3 separate regions of the Homo sapiens genome follow, and all the other regions are linked to region 1. A link is a contact called in ENCODE Hi-C or POLR2A ChIA-PET data. All regions are on one chromosome and are shown on one strand. The core of a region is the stretch at or near the end of the contact, and the rest is flanking DNA. Distances in the headings are between cores, read along the strand shown.

Region 1 (3,103 bases), core at 408-2,907:
GTTGTATTGGCAGTGGGTGGCGTTGAGGCGCTCGTCGTGGTGGGCCGACAGGAAGATGAAGTCTGGGAGGGCGAAAAGCAGGCAGAGCCCCCAGACAGCCAGGCAGGTGAGGGTCACGCGGGCCGGGGGCCCCCGGCGGTAGAGCTGGGTGGCATGAACTATGTTCAGGTAGCGGTCAAAGCTGATGCAGGCCAGCAGGAGGGCTCCTGCGTAGAAGTTGATGTTGAAGAGGGCACCTGCCACTTTGCAGAGGCCAGAGCCAAAGACCCACTGGACGGCAGCGTCCACTGCCCAGAGCGGCAGTGTCAGCACCAGCAGCGTGTCTGCTACAGCTAGGTGGAGCAGGAAGGTGTCGGTGCTGCTCAGGGCTGTCCGCCGGCTCAGCAGCACGGCTGCCACCGCGCCGTTGCCCAGCAGCCCCAGCAGAAAGAGGAGGCTGTAGAGGGCTGGCAGGAAGGCCCGGTCGAAGTTCAGGCTGAAGTCCTGTGGGCAGGGCGGGGAGGTACAGCACGAGTCACTCTCGTTTTCTCCATAGTCATAGGAAGAGCTGAAGTTCTCCAGGAGGGCGGCAACCTCGGCGTCATTTAGCACTTGGTGGTCACTCACCTGTGAGGGCGGGAACGGGGAGGAAGGGGCTGTGTAAAGGCCTGGCAGGAACTCTTTTGTGATTGAGTCTGATTTAGTCTGTGATTTACTCTGAGCAGCTCCTCCTATAACTGTCCCCGCCAGTCTTCCAGGGCCGTACTTCCTCAACTCCATCCGCTCAGCCTGGGCTCTGGGATAGTGACTTCCCTTCTCAAAGGCTGCTTCTCTCGCATTCTTCTGCGTGATCCCATCGGCCCAGGGACCCCTGGGCAGGAAGAAGAGCGTCCCTCCAGTGCCCAGAGCCCTCTCTGCCCACTGTCCTCTCTCTCCCTGCTCTCCCTTCAGGCTTGCCTTGCGTCCTCAGTGCCCCACCCCCAACACATAGTTCAACCACCTTCCTCCCCAGCGCCTCTCCACAATCCCCTTTTCCAGTCACTAACCCTCCTCTTCCCTCCTTGGCCCTTGTCCGGGGACCCCAACTTCCTGCGCCCCCCCCCACCGTGTGGCCTCTCTACAAGTCACCACGCCCCCCAAATGCATGCAGTCTGCCCAGTCCTTCCCCCTCCCTACACTGAGGCTTGCACGGCCATTTAGCTGCCCACAAGGGGATCCCCCACTTAGCTTGAGAAGGAATCTTCTTTATCCCCTCACCCCCAGCACTATGGACCTGCAGGTCTCCCCAGTACCAATTTAGTCCAGCACGCCAAGAGTCAAAGTTCCAAGTCTCCTGAAGGGAGCCTTCGAGTCTACTTGCCCCCCGCCCCCCCCATTTTGCAGACGAGACACCGAAGCCAGAGAGGAGAGGAGAGGCACCCAGGGTCAGTGGCCAAGCTGGGTTCCCAATTCCCCAGTGCTGTTTCTGCCACAACCCATGCGGCCTCCAGCTACTCACCCAACCCTGTGGTGACCCTGGGCTGTGGGCCAGCCCTGGCATTCCCCTGATGCCCCGGGTTTTCCACTTCGAATTCTGGCCTGGCCTGGCTGGGCAGCAGCACTTACCTCAAGGACCATGGCTGGGCTGGTGCTCTGGCTGCTGGGTGGTGTGCTGCCTGCCCCTCTGCTTTGGTGCTTGTGGTTGGAAACCTGCAGTCACAGAGGAAGTGGGAGTTTCAGGCAGTTCTCAGCAGCAGCCTCTTCCAGGGAGTTACCTCTACCAGACCTCCCTAAACCTCAGGCCACAGAGTTTCCGTGACTGGGTGAAACCTCTCTGGAGGAGCTGGCTACAAGCTTGGGACCAGAAAAGCTGGGCAGAGGATGACTGGCTGGGGGCAGGTCCTTTGAGAAGAGAGGTCTGAAGAGGAAGCAATGCAGCTGAGAAGTGAAGGGCAACCCTACTGCCTGCACTGGTAGGGTCAGTGCTCCATAGATTGGAACTCATCTGTCCTGGCCTTGAGTTGATCTTTGCATGATTGTAAAGGCTGGGTAGAGAAATAAGTCTGCAGAGGAGATCCACCTTCTTAAAAATTTCAGCTAGGTGCAGTGGCTCATTCCTGTAATCCCAGCTACTGGGGAGGCTGAGGCAAGAGGATCACTTAAGGCCAAGAGTTTGAGACCAGCCTGGGCAGCATAGCGAGGCTCCATCTCTACCAAAAATAAAAAAAGCCAGCCGGGCATGGTGGCATGTGCCTGTAGTCCTAACTACTTGGAAGCCTGAGACAGGAGGATTGCTTGAGCCCGGGAGTTCAAGTCTGCCTTGAGATATAATTGTACCACTGCACTCCAGCCTGGTGACAGAGTGAGGCCCTGTCTCTTAAAAAGGGAATTAAAATATTTTTTTAAAAAGCCGTTACACTAAATCTAGCTTTTTACCACCACCTCTCCCTGCTAATCAGTGGGGAAAAAGAAAGGGAACTACCAGTAATGAACTTGCTATGTGATAGACATTGCTTTAGGTGCTTTCTCCGACACTGCCTTATTTCAACCACACAACTCACTTGTGACGTGCGGGGTTATCTGCATGGATGATTCAGAAAGGGGACAGGCCTTCGCCAGACACGGCAATTAAAGGTGGGCGTGAGGATTGATCCCACGGCTGTCTGATTCTCCTTTTCCTACTCATGAACACTGTCTTCAGTTTCTTTTAAGTGAATAAGCTATGATATATTCATGCAGTTAAAAACAAATGAACTAAAGCTACACATTTGAACATGGATGCATCTAGAAAAGCCAACGATCACATGGTAGAAGAAGCAAGTTACAGAATGCCATGTATAGTTTGATGCCACTTACATAAACTCTAAAAACCACCACAAAATCAATACCATGTTGTTTTGGATAACACTGTTGGTTCTCGAGGTTTAAAACAGGGACAGGAGATACCACAAATTCATAAAAGCAGTTGCTTCTCGGGCAAGAAGGAGGATGGGGTTGGGGAGGAGGCCATAGGAACTTCTTGATCTTAAGGAAAAGCTGTAAGGCAGCCTTGGTACAGCACATCAGTCACTTTATGGCAGAGAATGGTGAACAATTCCTCTCCCCACCTGCCCTCAGCTCTCCCCTTTGCCCTCTTCTCCCCTCC
Region 2 (3,103 bases), core at 248-2,747, 480 kb after region 1:
TTATCTGTGTATCTAAACATAACTAAACCTAGAAAAGATAGAGCAAAACTATGGTATCATCTAATGGGGCCACTGTCATATATGCAGTTGTCATATATGCAGTCCATTAAGCAGGGGTCCTCAACCCCTGGGCCATGGACCCGTACCAGTCCATGACCTGTTAAGAACTGGGTCACACAGCAGGAGGTGAGTGGCAGGCGGGCGAGCATTACCGCCTGAGCTCCACCTCCTGTCAGATCAGCAGCGGCATTAGATTCTCATAGGAGCAGGAACCCTACTGTGAGCTGTGCATGTGAGGGATCTCAATTACTTGCTCCTTATAAGAATCTAACTAATGCCTGATGATCTGAGGTGGAACAGTTTCATCCTGAATCCATGCCCCCACCCAAGTCCGTGGAGAAATTGTCTTCCACAAAACCAGTCCCTAGTGCCAAAAAGGTTGGGGACTGCTGTGTTAACTTACATGCCATTATGTGGCATATTGCTGTACAAATGGCCCTGGCCTTTCCACAAGCCGTAGCATGGCCACAGAGATATAGAAAGAGCCTGAGTGCTCACGAGGTGATTATCTGAGGTCTGTCACAGGTTCCCCTTTCTTTGCTTTCAGAGGCATCTCTGTTCACAGCGTCTCATCACACTCAAAACCCAATGCCTGTTTCCTTTTTTTTTTTTTTTTCAAAAGCAGAGTGTGTGGCAACGGGGCTCTGAGGAAATCCCTACCACTGTGGTTGGGGAGGGTGTGGTGTGAAGAACCCACATTGTGGCTTACTCAACTGTGAGATCTTAACTCTGTGGCCCCAGAGCCACTGTGCTCCTGGGCGGCAGTGGTGACAGCCATGGCGGCACAGCTTAGAGCCTGGAATGGTAAGCATGGGCTCAATTGCATCCTGCAAGAAGACTCGCATCAGGGTTTGAGCTCGGGGTTTGGTGTCTGGGTGGGTGTCGGCAGAATGGGAGGAGGCAGGTGGCTGGAGAGCACTGGGGACAGGTGGAGCAGCCAGTTTTGCCCTGGCCTGAGTCAGGCCAGGTTTGGGAAGCATTTGGACTCCACAGCAGGCTTGGGTGCTCGGCCCCTGGATTGACAGGAAGCTGAGAAATGTGATTATCTCCCACGGGACAACATGCTGTCCCCAAACAAAGGTGGCGGTCGCATGCCCACTGCCTAAGTTCTAAACGAGCCCTCCCCCAGCCTTTTCTCCCCAAGCTGGCCAGCTACAAGACCCAACCCCATGGTGGAGCCGAGGGTTCAGAGCAGCTAGGCACAGGAGAAAGGAATTTCCTCCTGTGGCTGCCTGGGAGGGAGCTCTTTTTCATCGGCCCCACCTGCCAGCTTCCCCATTACCAGGCCGAGGAGTGGAACACCAGCATTCCTTTTCCCTTCCTACTGCTGCCTCCTCCAGCCCTGCAGCCTAGAAACTCTCAGTGGTATCAGACTCCTGAAGCACCAGGCAACAGCCCAGCTTCTTTCTGCTTGGTCACACAAGCTGTGGCCTCCCAAATCATGCCTGGGCTAGGAAGACAGAGCAGTGTCACAGGAAATCTAAGTCCCATGCACATGGTGATCTCACCCCAGCCTCTACTGCTTCAGCCCCCTCCTGAGGCTGGCCAAAGCGTAGAAGCCCTGCTGATTAAGCCTCTTCCCTGAATGTTGGCAGCCTAGGCTCTGCACTAACTTAGCACCTAGTGCAGAGCCTGTCACGTGCATGGGAGCTACCCAGTAGCATTCTCTTGGACGGATAAATGCATGGGTGAATTAACATGCTTTGGATATTGTCTTTGTTGTACCTCCTCAGGGCTCCCAAAGCCTTAAAACTAGAACTTGTCACCTCATCACTTTAGAACCTTCTATTTGCAGGCATCTATGCACCTGCTGATCTCTCCCACTAAGAAAAGGTGACAAGAGAAACCAGCCAGGGGATTCCTGAGGGTAGTCTAGGAGTCTCGAAGCCTTGCAGTGGTCTTCCAGGCTGAATCATCCTACCTCGAGAACCAAGAGCATGAGAGTTGGCATCAGACAGACTTAGTTCAAGTCTCAACCCTGCTATTTCCTGTATATATAATCTTAGTCAAAAGTCATTTCACCACTCTTAAGATTTAGTACTCTACTCTGTAAAATGGGGCTAAAAATACCTACCCAGCATTATGGTGAGGAATAAATGAGAAAATGTGTTAGGTTGAATCCTATGAAACTGTCCAAAGCATTTAAATGCCAGCAAATTTGTATGGTTCAACCTAATATATAAAGTAGCCTTTATAAACTATAAAGTATAATAAATAGCCCTATATAAGTATTCATTATTCTTAACAGATATAATTTGTAAGTCACAGAATATTGTTTCTTGCAGTATTAGTAATCCCTTTCATCAGAATACAGGTCAAACTAACAGAAGAAGCCACTTATCTGACAATCGTGGGCTGCAGGCATTTCCTGGAGCATTTTGGCCTGGGAAATAGGGAGCAGGTATTTTTAGGAAACTAGACTGGTTCATGGAAAGCAATGGAGGTGAACACCAGGGTGACTCGTGACAGCTCCTACCTGGAAATGATTAACCCGCAAAAGCACAGTAGGAGTTGGCACATTCTCTTGCCCCAGATGGGAGTACCCACTCCCTAGCTCCAGTAGCAAAGCAGAGGCTGCCTAGGACAAACATTCCTTCCCGGGGGACAGAGCCAAAGGGTCCTAGGCCAGCAGACATCTGGAGGAAACTAAAAACAGCTTCTTGCCAACTTTTCCCTCCCTAGTGGCAGCTATCAAGCCCAGGTAGCTCCTCTTGACCTAGCAAAGTCCCACGCCTGGGAAAGCTTGGATTTGGAACTGATAGCTGCAGTGGCCACAGTGGAGGGAGTGGGGGAAGGTTCTCACCATATTATGCATCGCTCCCTCAATCCCAATCCTAGATGTAAAGGTCACTGGGATTTCAGGCCAGAGGGGACTGGGAAGAGTCCAGAGAAGTGCCCACAGATTTGCTCTGCCTCCGTTGCTGGCACCCCAGGCCAAGGACTACTGAAGCACTAAACAAACAGTTATAAACTTCCTAAGCAGTGTTTCTCACCGAGGGCATCATGGCCCTTGTGGGTAAGACAATTCTTCATTGTACAGGAC
Region 3 (3,103 bases), core at 362-2,861, 440 kb before region 1:
CCATCAGCTAGATTTGAATGCTTCGATTCATGGATCACTACTTTTATTTGCCTCAGTTCTTCCCTGGTCCCTATATTACAGGGCTGCCAGAGTGCATGCCCTCTAACTGTACCGGCTAAGAAGTAAACAAATTCCTTTTTATCTTTTAGTTAAGACAAGGCTGCAATTTTTGAAAAGTAACATTTGCTAGGACACTAATGAATAAGAAAGTAACCAAAAGAGGTAACAAGAGAACACACAAACAAATGGGCTTACAGTGTTCACATTTCTTATCTTGTATCAACTAAAGTTTAACCATAGTTGGCCGGGCCTGATGGCTCACACCTGTAATCCCAGGACTTACGGAGGCCGAGATGGGCAGATCACCTAAGGTCAGGAGTTTGAGACTAGCCTGGCCAACATGGTGAAACCCTGCCTCTACTAAATAAAAATAAAATAAACCCCATCTCTACTAAAATACAAAAATTAGCTGGGCATGGTGGCACACTCCTGTAACCCCAGCTACTCGGGAGGCTGAGGCTGGAGAATAGCTTGAACCCGGGAGGTGGAAGTTGCACTGAGCTGAACCACTGCACTCCAGCCTGGATGACAGAGCGAAATTCCATCTCAAAATAAATAAATAAATAAATAAATAAATAAATAAATAAATAAATAAAGCTTAACCACAGAGGAGGCCAGGCGCAGTGACTCACGCCTGTAATCCAAGCACTTTGGGAAGCTGAGGCAGGTGGATCACCTGAGGTCAGGAGTTCGAGACCAGCTGGGCCAACATGGTGAAACCCCATCTCCACTAAAAGTACAAAAAATTAGCCAGATGTGGTGGCAGGTACCTGTAATCCCAGCTACTTCGAAGGCTGAGGCAGCAGAATCACTTGAACCCGGGAGGCGGAGGTTGCAAGGAGCCGAGATCGTGCCATTGCACTCCAGCCTGGGCAACAAGAGTGAAAACTCCATCTCAAAAAAAAAAAAAAAAATCATAGAGGAAGTTATCTGGTACAATGTATAGGGCACCTAAGCAAATCCTTTTTTGCCAGGGTAACCTTTCCCAACTCATGAGAGGTCAGAGGTTAGACAAAGCTGCGTAGACCCGAACCTGAAGGTTGGTGCAAAAGTAATGGCGGTTTTTGCAATTACCTTTAACGGCAAAAACCGCCATTACTTTTGCACCAGCCTAACAGATCTAGTGAGTTTCACAGTCCCTGGTGGAATCGGTTTCCCATACTGCTCTCAGTGCAGAGACCCTAGTGGGTGCCTTCTGTCCTGGCACGTGCTGCTTTCCGGTTCTGCGGTTACCCTGGCCCTTGGGTTTCCCCCACCCTCCTCCCATCCTTTTCAGGCTCCCGGAAAGAGAAGACCCCCAGTGAAACTCCACCCCTTCACATAGTTTTGATGACTTAGGACATGTGTTCGGACAAATACAAAAAAATGTGCTTACGATTCTAATTAGAAAAAGACACTTAGAATTGAGACTGCTTCTGAAAATCTGATCCTGTGCTGGCAGTTCCTGTTGTTCTCAGCTAGTATTTCGTTTTAGTCCCCTAAAGTGGCCATGTGACCTTGATAGCAAACGCCATCTTTCTGCGGAGCCCGCCTGAGCTGCGGCAAGCTGCTCTGACGGCTCGCTAGCAATCTGCCTTTTCCGATTTCAAAATCTTTAGACCGCCCACCAAAACCCTTTTTCCGGTCGGAGAGGCCCGGCAGGCTCTCAGGTCATTTGCGGAGCAAACGTGATTGACACGATCTGCGTCTAATGAATGTTCGTCTGCTTCCCAGCTCGGATTACTAGTTCCGCTCCCTTTCCCAGTTTGTTTTTGATGACTCATCCCTCAAATTCTTCACACACTCGCCTGATTCCCGCCCCTCCCGTCCTCTCTCTCCTCGCTCCCACTCGACGCCCACCCCCCACCTCCGCCGCCTCGCCCTAGGGAAGTGGATTTGGTGAATCCTATCGAGGATCGTTTTTTTACAGTGTATTTTGAACATATAGAAGCAAAAAGCACAATTTCCGTACAGGAAAGAGGAGGTTCATTTCCTTATAAGGAGCTTAACCCCTCACTGTTCTTTGAGCTTTTTCTCGTCCACAAGATCGGGGTGGGAGCAGGGGCAGGAGAAACGACAGCGGGGCTTTTGCCACTCAATTTCCAGTTCAATTCCAGAACCCCCGCAGCTCTGAGTCCCTAGCAAAGGTCAGCTGCCTTGCCCCAACAGCCGGCCCCACTGAGGGAGGAGTCCGGGGGAGTACAGTCAGGGTTGAAAGTTTACAAACATTTCTCTGGGTCTCGGGCATCTGCAGTGGGCACCTGCGGTGGGCACGTATGACAGTTTTGCCGGGGGCTGCAAATGCAAAATTGCAGCCCTAAAGAGGAAACAGACCTTCAGTCGTTAATAGGAGGAGGGGGAAAGGAAGGGGGAGTAAGAAAAGTAGGGAGCTGAGACTGAACTAACAAGCTCTTCTGGACCCAGACCCCTGAAATAGGCGAATGAATGGACTTCCACCTGCACAAGAAATCCTAGCTTTCCTGGATAGGGTCAAATGAAGCCAATAGAACATCCATAGTGAGAAGTTGGCAAGAGACTGGCTAAATTTGCCCCCTTTGGGCTGCTTCTTGTAGTCTCATTTGCTCTTTGATGCTCACACAACCATCACCACTTCTCTGCTGTGTCTCTTTATCCCACAGCTAAAGCATGTGATTGAAAACTTGCAGTTTGACCTAAGTTTAACACTGCCTTGTATAGGGCTTTGTGAATAATGGGTGCAGGATCAATTCCCCGGAGCCTGAGTATCATACCAAAGGCTAGAGACTCAGGGGCCTCCCAGTCTGCAAAGTGCTCTCAGACTCAGGCACATATTCTGAGGGAGCTTTTGCATTTTGGTCTTGGATCTCCAGGAGAGGACAGGAGTTTGCCGATTGGGAAAACAAAGAAGGTGCTAAGAAATAGGTGACCACCTTATTTTTTTATTCCCTCCTAAGCAGCCCCGCTGCTCTCCCTTTGGAGGCCCCTTGGCTAAGTCTCATCCAAAGTTCATTTGCATTGTCCAGCTTGCCCCTCTGGCCTCAGAGAGGAATGTAGCCAATGAACAGGAAAGAGGAGGCATGCTTTC

Evidence for each region. A loop is a pair of places that touch in the nucleus more often than their neighbours do. ChIA-PET counts read pairs that join two places held with the same protein, here RNA polymerase II (POLR2A). Pooled maps may share reads with other maps.
Region 2: a map of natural killer cell shows a loop between it and region 1 (8-fold over the local background). The contact joins the enhancer-like site here to the promoter of CXCR3 in region 1. A Hi-C loop is called at or near these places in 1 of 168 maps with a recorded cell type or tissue (natural killer cell), 1 of 37 single-sample maps with no recorded cell type and 5 of 50 pooled maps. POLR2A ChIA-PET finds 5 or more read pairs at or near these places in 1 of 52 experiments (HCT116).
Region 3: a pooled map shows a loop between it and region 1 (5-fold over the local background). The contact joins the enhancer-like site here to the promoter of CXCR3 in region 1. A Hi-C loop is called at or near these places in 4 of 37 single-sample maps with no recorded cell type and 10 of 50 pooled maps. POLR2A ChIA-PET finds 5 or more read pairs at or near these places in 4 of 52 experiments (activated CD4-positive, alpha-beta memory T cell, activated naive CD4-positive, alpha-beta T cell and activated naive CD8-positive, alpha-beta T cell).

The regions. Positions count from the first base shown.
Region 1 is chrX:71,616,854-71,619,956 of GRCh38, forward strand. CXCR3 (C-X-C motif chemokine receptor 3) reads right to left here and starts at 1,658. Exons shown (of 2, transcript NM_001504.2): 1 at 1,585-1,658; 2 at 1-606. The coding sequence starts at 1,596.
Region 2 is chrX:72,100,379-72,103,481 of GRCh38, forward strand. The region is part of intron 1 of NHSL2 (NHS like 2); the gene reads left to right. Among named protein-coding and RNA genes, the nearest start is that of RTL5, 30 kb to the right of the region's middle. RefSeq lists a silencer at 739-858. Within about 2 kb of position 1,498, at least 7 of the 41 ENCODE cell types and tissues checked have a DNase peak (open chromatin) inside an H3K27ac peak, as active enhancers do; they include natural killer cell, where a contact is called at or near this core.
Region 3 is chrX:71,180,445-71,183,547 of GRCh38, forward strand. LOC107985688 (a long non-coding RNA gene) reads right to left here. Exons shown (of 2, transcript XR_001755878.2): 2 at 2,938-3,103. Among named protein-coding and RNA genes, the nearest start is that of NLGN3, 37 kb to the left of the region's middle. RefSeq lists enhancers at 1,489-1,538, 1,595-1,889, 1,939-2,028. Within about 2 kb of position 1,612, at least 35 of the 41 ENCODE cell types and tissues checked have a DNase peak (open chromatin) inside an H3K27ac peak, as active enhancers do.